Linked DNA regions of Homo sapiens: region 2 is linked to region 1. A link is an interaction called in ENCODE POLR2A ChIA-PET data of the cell type or tissue named here. Cell type or tissue: OCI-LY7. All regions are shown on one strand. Each heading gives the region's core, and the rest is flanking DNA. Links, peaks and the distances in the headings are about the cores only. Region 1 overlaps JAZF1 (JAZF zinc finger 1). Region 2 holds the start of HOXA6 (homeobox A6).

What was found. ChIA-PET counts read pairs that join two places held together with the same protein. Peaks named below come from ENCODE experiments on the same cell type or tissue, not always from the same donor. Only the 100,000 strongest peaks of a DNase experiment are listed, where the experiment ranks them.
Region 2: POLR2A ChIA-PET joins it to region 1 with 8 read pairs; 1 of 35 experiments calls an interaction of 5 or more read pairs at or near these places.

Annotation. Positions count from the first base shown.
Region 1 is chr7:28,158,955-28,164,325 of GRCh38, forward strand. All of the region lies in intron 1 of JAZF1 (JAZF zinc finger 1), which reads right to left. Among named protein-coding and RNA genes, the nearest start is that of JAZF1-AS1, 19 kb to the right of the region's middle. In OCI-LY7, for the core only: no CTCF peak of the experiment used is centred there; DNase peaks (open chromatin) are centred at 1,107, 2,547 and 3,237; H3K4me3 peaks cover 2,292 bases; H3K27ac peaks cover 4,236 bases.
Region 2 is chr7:27,146,331-27,151,701 of GRCh38, forward strand. All of the region lies in intron 1 of HOXA3 (homeobox A3), which reads right to left. HOXA6 (homeobox A6) reads right to left here and starts at 1,444. Exons shown (of 2, transcript NM_024014.4): 1 at 978-1,444. The coding sequence starts at 1,419. HOXA-AS3 (HOXA cluster antisense RNA 3) reads left to right here. Exons shown (of 3, transcript NR_038832.1): 2 at 5,245-5,351. In OCI-LY7, for the core only: CTCF peaks have their summits at 4,622 and 4,828; a DNase peak (open chromatin) is centred at 4,681; H3K4me3 peaks cover 3,677 bases.

The DNA of each region.
Region 1 (5,371 bases), core at 59-5,058:
ATCCTATGTGCCAGCCACTGTCCTGGGCCCTGGGAACTGCAGTGCACTTGGCTTTGAGTCCCTGCCCTTAAGGAGCTCACAAGCTGATGAGGGGAGAGAGACGCTGAACAAACAAATACATAAAGACAATTTCGATAGAGGAAAGTTTTATGAAAAGACATAACGGGGTAATGCAATAGCAAAATAGGCAGGAAGGTGGGCTCCTAACTCAGCTGACATGGAGAGAGAAAGCCTCCGAATAGATGAGACTTAGATGCTGAGGGGATATTCATAGGAAAACCCAGGGAAGTAACTGGGAGTGGGGTTGATGGGAACTCCCTGTACTACTTTTGCAACTTTTCAGTAAGTCTAAAATTATTCTAAAAATTAAATTCATTTTTAATATAACAAATTTTTTAAAATCTAAAGAGAAACCCAAGCAGAAGAAACAAGAGCAAAGATCTTGAGACATGAACAACACTGGCCAACTCAGGAGAGGAGGACCGTGAGTGGGTGCAGCACAGGAGCAGAGAGGAAGGCGGGAGGTGGGACCTTCGAGGGGGCGTGGGCAGGAGGTGTTGAGACCGTAAGCCCTGGGAAGGTGTCTGGGTTTTCTTTTGTTGGAATGGAGAGCCTTGTCAGCACAGTGGCTTGACATGATTGACATTTTGAAGGATCACTCTTGCCGCTGTGGAGGACGAGCTCTAGGGTGGTGGAGAAAGTAGAGGCAGGGAGGCCCAGGAGGAGGCTGCAGCACTGGGAGATGGGGCTTCAGTCGCAGTCTTCAGCCTCCTTACCAACTGCAGGAAGAATCAGTTTTACCTAGTAAAGTTCATTCTTCCTGGTGTACACATAGCCTATTATACTGTAGACTGCATAAAAACGGGGAGTCTAGATTCTCATACTTCACTCCTGGTGCCTGAACAATTTTTTAAAATATTCACCCAAGCCCTGATACCCCTTATAAGCGAAACCATAATTACGAAATAAAGTGCTTTGAATTAAAAAGTTGTTTTAGGTTAGATTGTGATAGTTTAAAAATGGCTACTTCATGAGTTTGATTTGCTTATAATAGCAAAAAAGCAGAACTTAACAGAATGATGGGGTGATACTGCCCTCCAGGTGGTGAAAATCGGTTCTGGGTGGGGTACGGAATCTCACTCTAAGTGTAAAGCACAGATTACATATAGGACATCAACAGATGCACAGTTTATCTGTGGTATTAAAATCTCATGAGGAGGGATGGGAATAGGAAAAAAATGTCAAAAAAGGCTCCAGGATATGGGGGTACATAGTGAAAAAAGAGTTGAGAAACGTGAATTTGCATAAACACCCCAAATATAGCATAACCCAGGCAGAACTCCGCTGTCACTCTCTCCCCTCACCCTGTTCTACCTTTCTTTCCAGCCCTTACCACTACCTAATATGACATACTTTTGTTTCTTTGTTGTCTACCTGTGTCCCCCATCTAGAATGTAGGCTCCATGAGGGCAAGGGCTTTGCTTGTGGCTGCACCCCCAGCACTTACAGAAGGGCCTGGCACACGGTAGGCGAGGCTTGTTTTGTGAAGGGAGGCTGTTGGGTGAGATGTCCTCAAAGGTTCCTTCTGCTGCAAACTCTAAGATTCTCAGATGCCCTCGCAGCATTGTCAGCCACAAAACATCGTTTTAGTTCCATCCCAGGAGGCCATTCCTTGCATACCAAAACCATCTCATCAGAAGGTGGCCCCACTTATGATCTCCACCAGCTGTGTTTTAGGAAGGTCACGATATATTTATCGAAACAGCTCCATAGTCAGAAACTTCAGCATGACAGTACCTCATGCTGCATCAGGTGATCATGAAAAGATTACAGGCTTTCTAAAATTATCAGCAAGATATGGACCTTTATGGCTTGCATTCAGCTTCTAATTGTCAAGAAGGAGGTAGTAAATCATTTGGAAGTTTGTTTTTGGTTTGGTTGGAGAGAAAAGTTCTTGAGCTATTAGGTATAGAACCACAGCATTTTTTGACCTGAAAGAAACCTCAGAAATCATCCATTCCTGCATTAGAATGTAGCTGTGGATCTCAACGTCTAAGTCTGAACTCTGGTTATGTTCTAGTAAGTGACAATGAACAGATTATTTAAGCACTCTGTAGCTCAGCTTCCTCGTTTGTAAATTGGGAATAATAATAGATGCACCCCATAGATGAATTAATTCATGTAAGGCTGTCGAAACAATAATAATATGTAGCACAATTCAGGCATTCAACAAATATTAGCCATTATCATTATAACCAGCCTTTTGGTTTTTACTTTTTTTAACTTGAAAAATCCTTTAATCTAAAAAAAAAAAAAAAAAAAAAAAAGTCTACTCAAAAGCCCTGTAGGTAGAGGATGAAAACTACTAGGAAGTCCTACAGAAACCCTAGAGCCCCAAGAACACTCCTAGAAAACCAGTGATTAAGCCCAAAGCACACATTTTATTCCCCAAGAAATGGAGGCTACAGGTTGAAGTGACTAGTCAAGGTCACAGAGAACTCCAGTTTCAACTACTGGCCCTCTTGCACTCTACGTTACCAGGTGCCTCCTTGTTATTAAGGAAGTACAGAACATGTGCTAATGGGGGCTTTGCTGCTGTCACAGGAATGAGTGTCAGGAGTGACTTTCAGAAACTGCATGTGATCTTCACAGAGAATCATGGAGGTCCCCATGGCAAAGTGAAAAGCAATAAGTCCCTCTGGGGCTTCCCTGCCAGATGGTTATACAGCCTCTGCTTGAATATTTCCAATGAACCCACTGCTTTCCCTGACAGCCTTTGCTGCTAACTAGCTATAAAAACCAGACTTAGAAGCAGTATATGATTATCCTTTATTCCCCAAGAATCTCACCATTCGCATGGCAGTATGGTGAAGGCTTTGGAGTCAAGCAGGCCTGACTGTGTGATCTTGAGGGGATTACTTACTCTCCTTAAGGCTCAGTGTCTTCGCCTACAAAATCCAAATAATATATAGTACCTCCTTTGCAGCCTTTCCGAGAGGGTCAAATGAGAAAATGCATTCAATTGTGTTTTGTAGTCCCTAGTACTTAGTTGCAGCACAATAAATTGTAATTGCTATTAATTGTCATTATAACCATCTACTCTCTCCATTAAACCATTAGGCTATATGTTACCTATTCAAAGGAAAGGCAAAGTTCTTAACAGCAGGCTCACTTATTTGGTCCAAGGCAGGAACTTGCTAACTGTCTACCCAAATCAGGCCTTCCTTTCCTCTACAGTAATAGAATTATAGCTAGGCCATGCTGAGGATACATGCCCCAGTGCCTTTGCAGTTCCATGTAGCCATGCAATTAAGTTCTCACTAATGCAATAAAAGTGGAAATAAGAAGTTATCACTAATAGCCTAGGCCATACATATTGTATGTGTACTCCTCCATACTCTTTTCCTTTCCCTCTACAGGAACACAAAGTTTCATCCTCAGGCCCCAGAGAATCCAGCTTCTACCTTATGTGAAAGAGAGACAAACTTCTTGAGCCTTTAGTTCATGTAAGGTTGGGCCTATTTGTTACAACAGCTGAACTTTTTGTCCTAGAGTGACCGCTCCTTGGGATCAGTGACTTAAGCTGAAACATTTACAATACCTGTCAACAAGCTAAATGGTAAGATCATGGTCACAACCTGACAGACAAGTAAAAGGACAGGTGTTAGAAGAATATTAGAAGGATATATTCTTTAAATACCCTTTAAGTCTTGCAGACACACCATGAAAATTAGTCTCCATGCTTTTTGCAACTCTTCTGATATAAAGACACCAGGGGCTTCCTTGGGTGTATAAAACGTCTGATGAAAGGTAAAGCATGAAACTAACTCAAAGCCTTTACATTCCTATGGCTTCAGGAGTCTTTATTTCAGGCAAAATATGCAAGTGAAAAAAGGAGGACTAAATCTGTTTTTAGGAATAATCTAATCTGGTCCTTGGAGCTTAAGACTTCATGGTAGAGGAAACATCTGAATACGATTCAGTGGCTATCAGTTTAAGTTCCTGCGTCATAAACTTAGTGCCATTGCAGATGAGATGCAGAGCCATGGATCATGTCTTCTGGAGGCCCACAATTTAGTGAGGAGAAACAGGAAGATACTGGAATAACAATAATAGAATGCTGCCTGTTGTGCTTGTTATACCAGATAATAACAAAAGCATTATCAGCTCATGGTCATTAAATGTTTAACATGTGCCCCTCACACATCAGCCTTATATGGCAAATATCCTATTCCTCAGTTTGCACATGGAAAAATCATACCTTAGTAAGTTGCCCAAGGTCACACAGCAGTCCAACCAGAACCTGGGACAACTGACATCAGAGACAGCTCTCTCAGCCACAAGAAGGTGTGATATACAGTGGGAGAAAGGGAAAAAGAGGTTCCCAACTGGCTGGGCTGTCCTTTTCCATCCTCCATGACATCGACTTGGAACTGGGGAAGAGAAGGGGCACAGGAACAAGTGGCAAAGCACCCCAAAATTCTTAAAGCTCTCTATGCTAGGGGAGGGCATCACAGGAAGCATCCCTTAACCTTCTCAGCCTGGCCAAGCAGCTCAGGAATTGAGAACACAAGTACAGAAGACTGGGCAACCCAAATTAAAGCCTTTAGGTTCTTAAGGAACCTTGTAATAAAAAGGGGTCATCCCTAACCAAACAAGCAGGTTCCCCTATTCTTTGTGGCCAAGGAGAAATCATTTAATTGCTTTTTCTCCCCTTCAAGTCCCAATTTCCCTGCCTGAAATGCTTATTAACTCCTCCATGGGGAGTTACAACATATGCGTCCCAAGCCCTCTGGGATGTCGTAGGGACAGCAACCTCCTGTTTAAAGAGTACCGTGGTCACTTTAGGAGAAAATTTTTATCTCTGTACTAAACATCAAAATCCTTTTGGACTCTTCCTATTTCTGATAAAATGCATCCATAATAGATTGGATTACTGTTCACTCACAGCTCTCCCTCCTCAAAAGAAACATACTTCCTTGACCTAATAATTCTGGCCTTGGCCATATTACTTAATTTGGCAAAAAGAATGTTATGTGCATGATGTGAATAGAGGCCTTAAATAAGCTTCTGTGGTTTGGCTTGACACTTGAGCTCTAGTAGTCCACCATGAGAAAACCATGTCCCTACTAGCTGCTGCCCCTTCAGCCTGGTTCCCAGAAGGAACATCTGTGACCAGATGTGAGCCCAACCCACAGCAGATTAGCTGACCAGCAGCCTAACACAGAGCCACCCAGCTGAACCCAGCCTCAATCAGCCAAACCACAGTGCCCCTGCAGACCAGATAGCATTAATGCTTATTGTCTAAAGCTACTGAGTTTTGGGATAGTTTGTGATGCTTCATTATTGTAGCAGCAGCTGATCATCATTT
Region 2 (5,371 bases), core at 372-5,371, 1.0 Mb before region 1:
GTCTCTCTGAGGATGCTACTGTGACCAGCCATGTCGGAACTCAACACATTTTTTGAAGAGTTAAAAATGGTCAGCCCTCTTGAATCTTTACACATTCTCCCAAATTATATGACCCTTCTGAGAAATGCAGAACTCCCCCAAGGATAAAGTGGATGTTAATGGAAAACATTATAATTTTAACAATCCGCATTAGGCTCTGTCCTAGGGAATTCCTAGGAGTCTTTGGGATTCCCTGTGGAGTCCTTGGAAACCAGAGGCTAAGAGATGGAGCTATAGGTAGTCTAGGATTTCTGGCAATGTAGGATTGTGTTGGGCTGTCTGATCTGGTGCCAAAGTTCCCCAAGGGTGGTGGGGGGTCCCTCCAAGACAGGTGTATGAAGCTCAGGCATGGGCTCAGAAGAGGGCAGAAGTTGGCTAAGAGTGGGCAGTTGAGTAGAAGCCGGGGGAGATGAGGGAGGAGAGAGAAAAAAATCCTGAGTCTGGGGCTGTGGCCCTCCAAGGCTTTGGGGAGACACTGGAAGAGGCCAAATGGCCACCTCTCTGTACGGGTTTCTGAAGGGCAGAAAGGAGAGGGGGTTGGGAAGCAAAGGGTATTTATCAGTGACGCAGTGCAAAAGGCCCTCTGGCTTGGGAAGCTGAGCAGGGTACTCAGGGTGCATGGACAGGCTGTCCCTCCCCACCAGCCTCTCTCTCTCTTCAGGCTGTCCCTGTCACAGGTCTCATATACGTGCCAGTGCCCCCATCCTCCCCTAAGGTGTCAGCTTACATGGACACTGGGGCCTTGCCCTTCCTCTGCCATGGCCTGATAGCCCCATTGGGAACTGATTTTTTCTTCTCTTTTAAGAAGCCAAAGAAACTTTGCTGGTTCTTTCATCCTTTCTTTCTCTCTATTCCTCTTTCTACTCTGTTTCCTCCTTCTTTCTTTCTTTTCCTGCCTCCTTTCCCCTCTCCCTCCACTGTCTTGGGATATGTCTTACCCGCGCAGGAGTTCATCCGCTGCATCCAAGGGTAAACCGGGCTCGTGTACTTCCGGTCGGCGCCTTCGTCATGGAGTGCTTTGCCCTGCCCGCTGCTGCTGTCGGGTTTGTACTGCTGCTCGGGAGAAAAGTGCAGGTAGTCCCCGGGGCCCCTCTGCTTGCCACTGCCCGAGGGCGAGGCGCCACTGAGGTCCTTATCAGAATAGAAACACGAGGCCCCGTACTCGTAGGACGCCCGGTTGCAGGCCAGGACCGAGTTGGACTGTTGGTAGAAACAAGGTGAGGTGTACGTCTTGTCCGGGAGACTCGACGCCCCGTACGAGGCCGGGAAGGGCCTCAGCGCGTCATAGCCAGCCTGGTAGAGGGGCAGCTGGCCCAAGAAGGAGTCCTGGCCGCTGGGAAGGCTCCCGGGGAAAGTGGGATTCACAAAATAGGAACTCATTTGCGCGCCCCTCTGCAGGACTGTGATTTGTTGTGTATTAGTACATCTGGCTATAACTATTAGTAGTCATCGAACTGGTTTGTTTCTGGATGGCCGAACGCCAAAAGCGACAGCAGCAAATCGCACCAGCTGACGCGGCGGCGGCCAATGGGAGCGAACGCCGGAGCCCGCTCCCCGGGGACCGCGGCGACCGAGGCAGCAAAGTTACAAACAGCCCCCAGCCCGCCCGCCCGCCGCCCGCCCGGCAGATTAATGGGCGCGCACAGCTAGCCGGCCCGGCTCTCTTCCCGAACGCCAGCGGCGGGCACGGCCCTTTCAGTGGCGAGCAGATCAGGCCAGAGTAGGGACACTAATGCTTGGGCCGCCTCAAAGGCCCCGCCAGGTCCCCTCCTTCCTCCTCCCCTTTTTGCTTTATTGAATTTTGCGGGTTCCCCGCCCCTCCTCCTCCAAACAGGAAACCTGAAGGTCCTGCTCCAGGAGGGGCAGTGACAAAGGTGGCTTTGCTCCCTGCCGGCCTGCACTCCAGGCACGGCCCAGAGTTGCCCCTCCCCTAGCGCTCCCCTATTCGTGGGTGCGAGTTCTTGAGCTGGAGCAAGGGCCATGAGAAACCAGGCCTTCACTCTATGCTCTTCACTCGTGCGCCTTAGGAATCGGTGAACTCCCTCATTCTCTCCTTCTCCGCTAGCACCAGGGGCCTGGGCCTTGCAGCCCAGAGCTGAAGGATCACCTCGAGCTGACCAGGACTCAGCCAAACGTAGGTTCTTCCCACCCATTCCCTCCTCCCACATACACATCCTGTTTGAGTCCCAAGGGGCTCAATGGCCCGCGCCTGCCTGGTGTCAAAGCACTCCTTCCAGCTGGGCGTCCCCATCCCACCTTTGAACCCAGGGAATTGAAAGGCCAGAAACCACTGGTTTCAACAAGAAAGGACCGACAGAGCAGTGGCCGTGAGACTGGGCTCCTAAGACAGCCGAGGGACCTGCTCCCCTGCCTAGCGCCTGGGGACTCAGCATCCACTGCGAGAACCGCTCAGAGCTGAGGCAGATAAAAATCCAGATGTGGAATCTCTCTGTCCACATTCCAGAGGCACAGAAGACGCAGAGGCCCTGGCCAAGCTGGGCACAGAGGGCAGCTCTGCAGGGCCCAAGGCCGCGGGATAATTGATGGGCTCGGTTTCCGGGGCGCCCGACAACCGGCACTGTCCTGGGGCCGCCCTCTTTACTGCCCTTCCTGGGACCGCAGGGAGGGCTGCCGCCCCTCAGTCGCTCCGGAACCGGGAATAGTCTCACCGGCTCCAGAAATCCTGAATTGCTTTCACTGCTGTCCCAGGCCTGGCGGTCCCCAGACAGGACATTAAAAGCCTGTCCTGAGCTGCTCACTCTTGCCTGAGAGGTGTGCCTTCGAGATAGTTGACTTTTACAACACATGGATCAATCTCGTTTTGTAAAATGTGATAGCAGCCCAATGGCATTTTTACAACTGTGTTTGTTGGGCTTGTAAAACCCCTTGAATTAGCTTTAAAATCCTCAATTCTGTGGAGGTTGAAGAAAGACTATTTACGTGATTTGGATGGATTTCTGGAGACTGTTTACAAGATCTGTAAAACCCTGGCCAATGCAGGCTCACCCGGTTCAGGACTTAGTGGGGAGGTGGCAATTGGCAGTGTTCCAGTAGGAATCTAGTAATGACTTAGTCTCTTCCTTGCTTTTCAATTTTTTTCCTGAACTCTCCTCCCACAAAGGGAAAAAATTGGGAAAGGACTGGCCTAAGGTCGACCTCCGAAGAGCCCAAGAGGCACTCCTGGAAGGCGGCTGCTAGCCCGGCAACGGGGGCTACCCCTGGAAGCCGGATGCCTGTTCCCCAGTCGATCCGTCCTGGAAAGGGTTTACTTTGCATATAAAGCAGGGCCTCGAATGAGAGGATAGAATTGGGCATTTCCCACACATTACTTCAGGGAAAGAATTCAATAGGTGAAAATGAAAACTCGAGTCAAAAAATTAAAAGGGACTTTTAAAAATAGCTGTTTGAAGAAAAACATGTTTGTGTTATTTTTTTCTTAAACAAAATTATCAGACAACAGTGATTTTAAGCAAGTTATTATTTAAAATGAAAACAACCGTTTGGAGATGACAATCAATGTTTACATTTATGATTTCCTTTTCATTCCGCCATGTCCCACATAGTGGTGGGTCAGTGTCAATTTACTATTATTATTATTTGTCATGCCTTGACCAGGATTCTCGATCTAATTATTGTTCCAGCTAACAAGAGAATTTGATTTCTCAGCTAAGAACCAGAAAACATTATATTTCTAGCTTCTATAGGCACTAAGATGGAAAAACATATATTACATTGGAATCTTTACATGTTAGCCAAGGCTAGTGCATATCATTTCTCCAACCAGATATTCTCTCTCTCTCTCTCTCTCTAGAGAGAGAGGGCTATTCCGGCAAGAATAGGCACCCCAGACCCTCCAAAGGGCCTCTCCTGCGATGGTGAGAATGGCCACCCCAGGGCTCTCTCTCCTCCCTGCCAAAGCCACGCAGAAAGCGACTTACCTTTCAGTTTCTCTCCAAGGGGGGCAGGACGGCGAGCTGGGCCCCACTGTCTGCCCTTGCCCTGGGCTGCCCATTGAACAGCTCCACCTCTGCCAGCCTGGAGGGTGGTCTGGGAGTATGTAGGTGTGGGACCTTGAAGGCCACCTCGGTCCAGCCAGCTCGCTAGCCCAGACCAGAGCCCAAAGCACACAGGTGCGGCCTCTGCCCTTCACAGCCCTCTCCTGGAGCCAAAGCCGTCCTTCTTTGCCATAGCCAATCCTCCTCAGAGCAGCCAGGCCTACAGGCCTCAGGACTACAGGTAGTCTCTCCGATTGCAGAATCCCAAAGCCAGAGTGTTCCCTGAACCAGCGTGCGCCCCCAGAACGCCTTGGGACGCGCAGTTTGGACAGAAGCAGCCATGACGTGCCAGGCGGCCTGTGCAACCAGTCTCCATGGTGCTGGAGTGGGGGTGGGGGAGGACCCGAGTCTATAACGGCGTCCAGCTCCGGTCAGGGGTAGCCGAGGCGGGGAGATTTCCCGGCCATATAGGCTCTGGGTGATCGCCCCCCAGGTCCCCTTGCGTCCCCCTCTACCCTGCTTGCTGGGAAATCTCTGAGGGGCCAGTACAGCAGTCGCGCCAGGCTGCAAGAGGCGGGCTGCAGCTGGCGCCGGTCCCGGCGACGGCCACGGCGTGGCAGCAGCGAGCGCCAGCACGGTCGCAATAAATAATCGGCCCGCGGCAGCCGCAGTCAGGAAGGCGGCGGACCTAGGATGCAAATGCGCCGCTTTATCCGCCCCGAGCGCACGCAGAGCACGGGCTAACGTCCTAAACATCCACAGCCCCTTCCTATTTATCGAATCCATACCAAGATATTGTCTCAAGTTGGGGAAACAACAACCCAAACAAAAAACAAACAAAAAGAACCTCGGACTCTTTTCTTGTCGCTGTCCGAGGAGTTCTCGGGGCAAATCTGGTCTGATGTGCACTTAGGCCGAGCTACAGTTCGAGCCACCGCGCTACGCAAAGCCACCGCCAGCAGCACGCTCTGCGCTTCCTCCCGGGCAGCTCCACCATCCTCTCCCCGCTCGCGGAAGGTGGGGAGTGCGGTCGCCAGTCCGTTGCGCCAAGGTGGATTGGGGGGTCCCCCTATCGCCCAGACTCGGTTTGCGTCCTTCCTTCAACCTTAGCTGCGGGACCCTGCCACGCGCGCTAACAGCATTATGTCCTCTGCACCGAAACTTCCCACCAAGTAACACCCAATTAATCCCATCCTCTCCTCCAACACAGAATTCCACCCACGCACCTATTCCCCCTCCCAGCGCTTCAGACACCTCTCTCATCGAAAAACCGGGCGAAGGGAAGCCGGCAACGAGCGGAGAACTCTGGCTGAATTAGTAAGTTTTTCTGTTTCCCC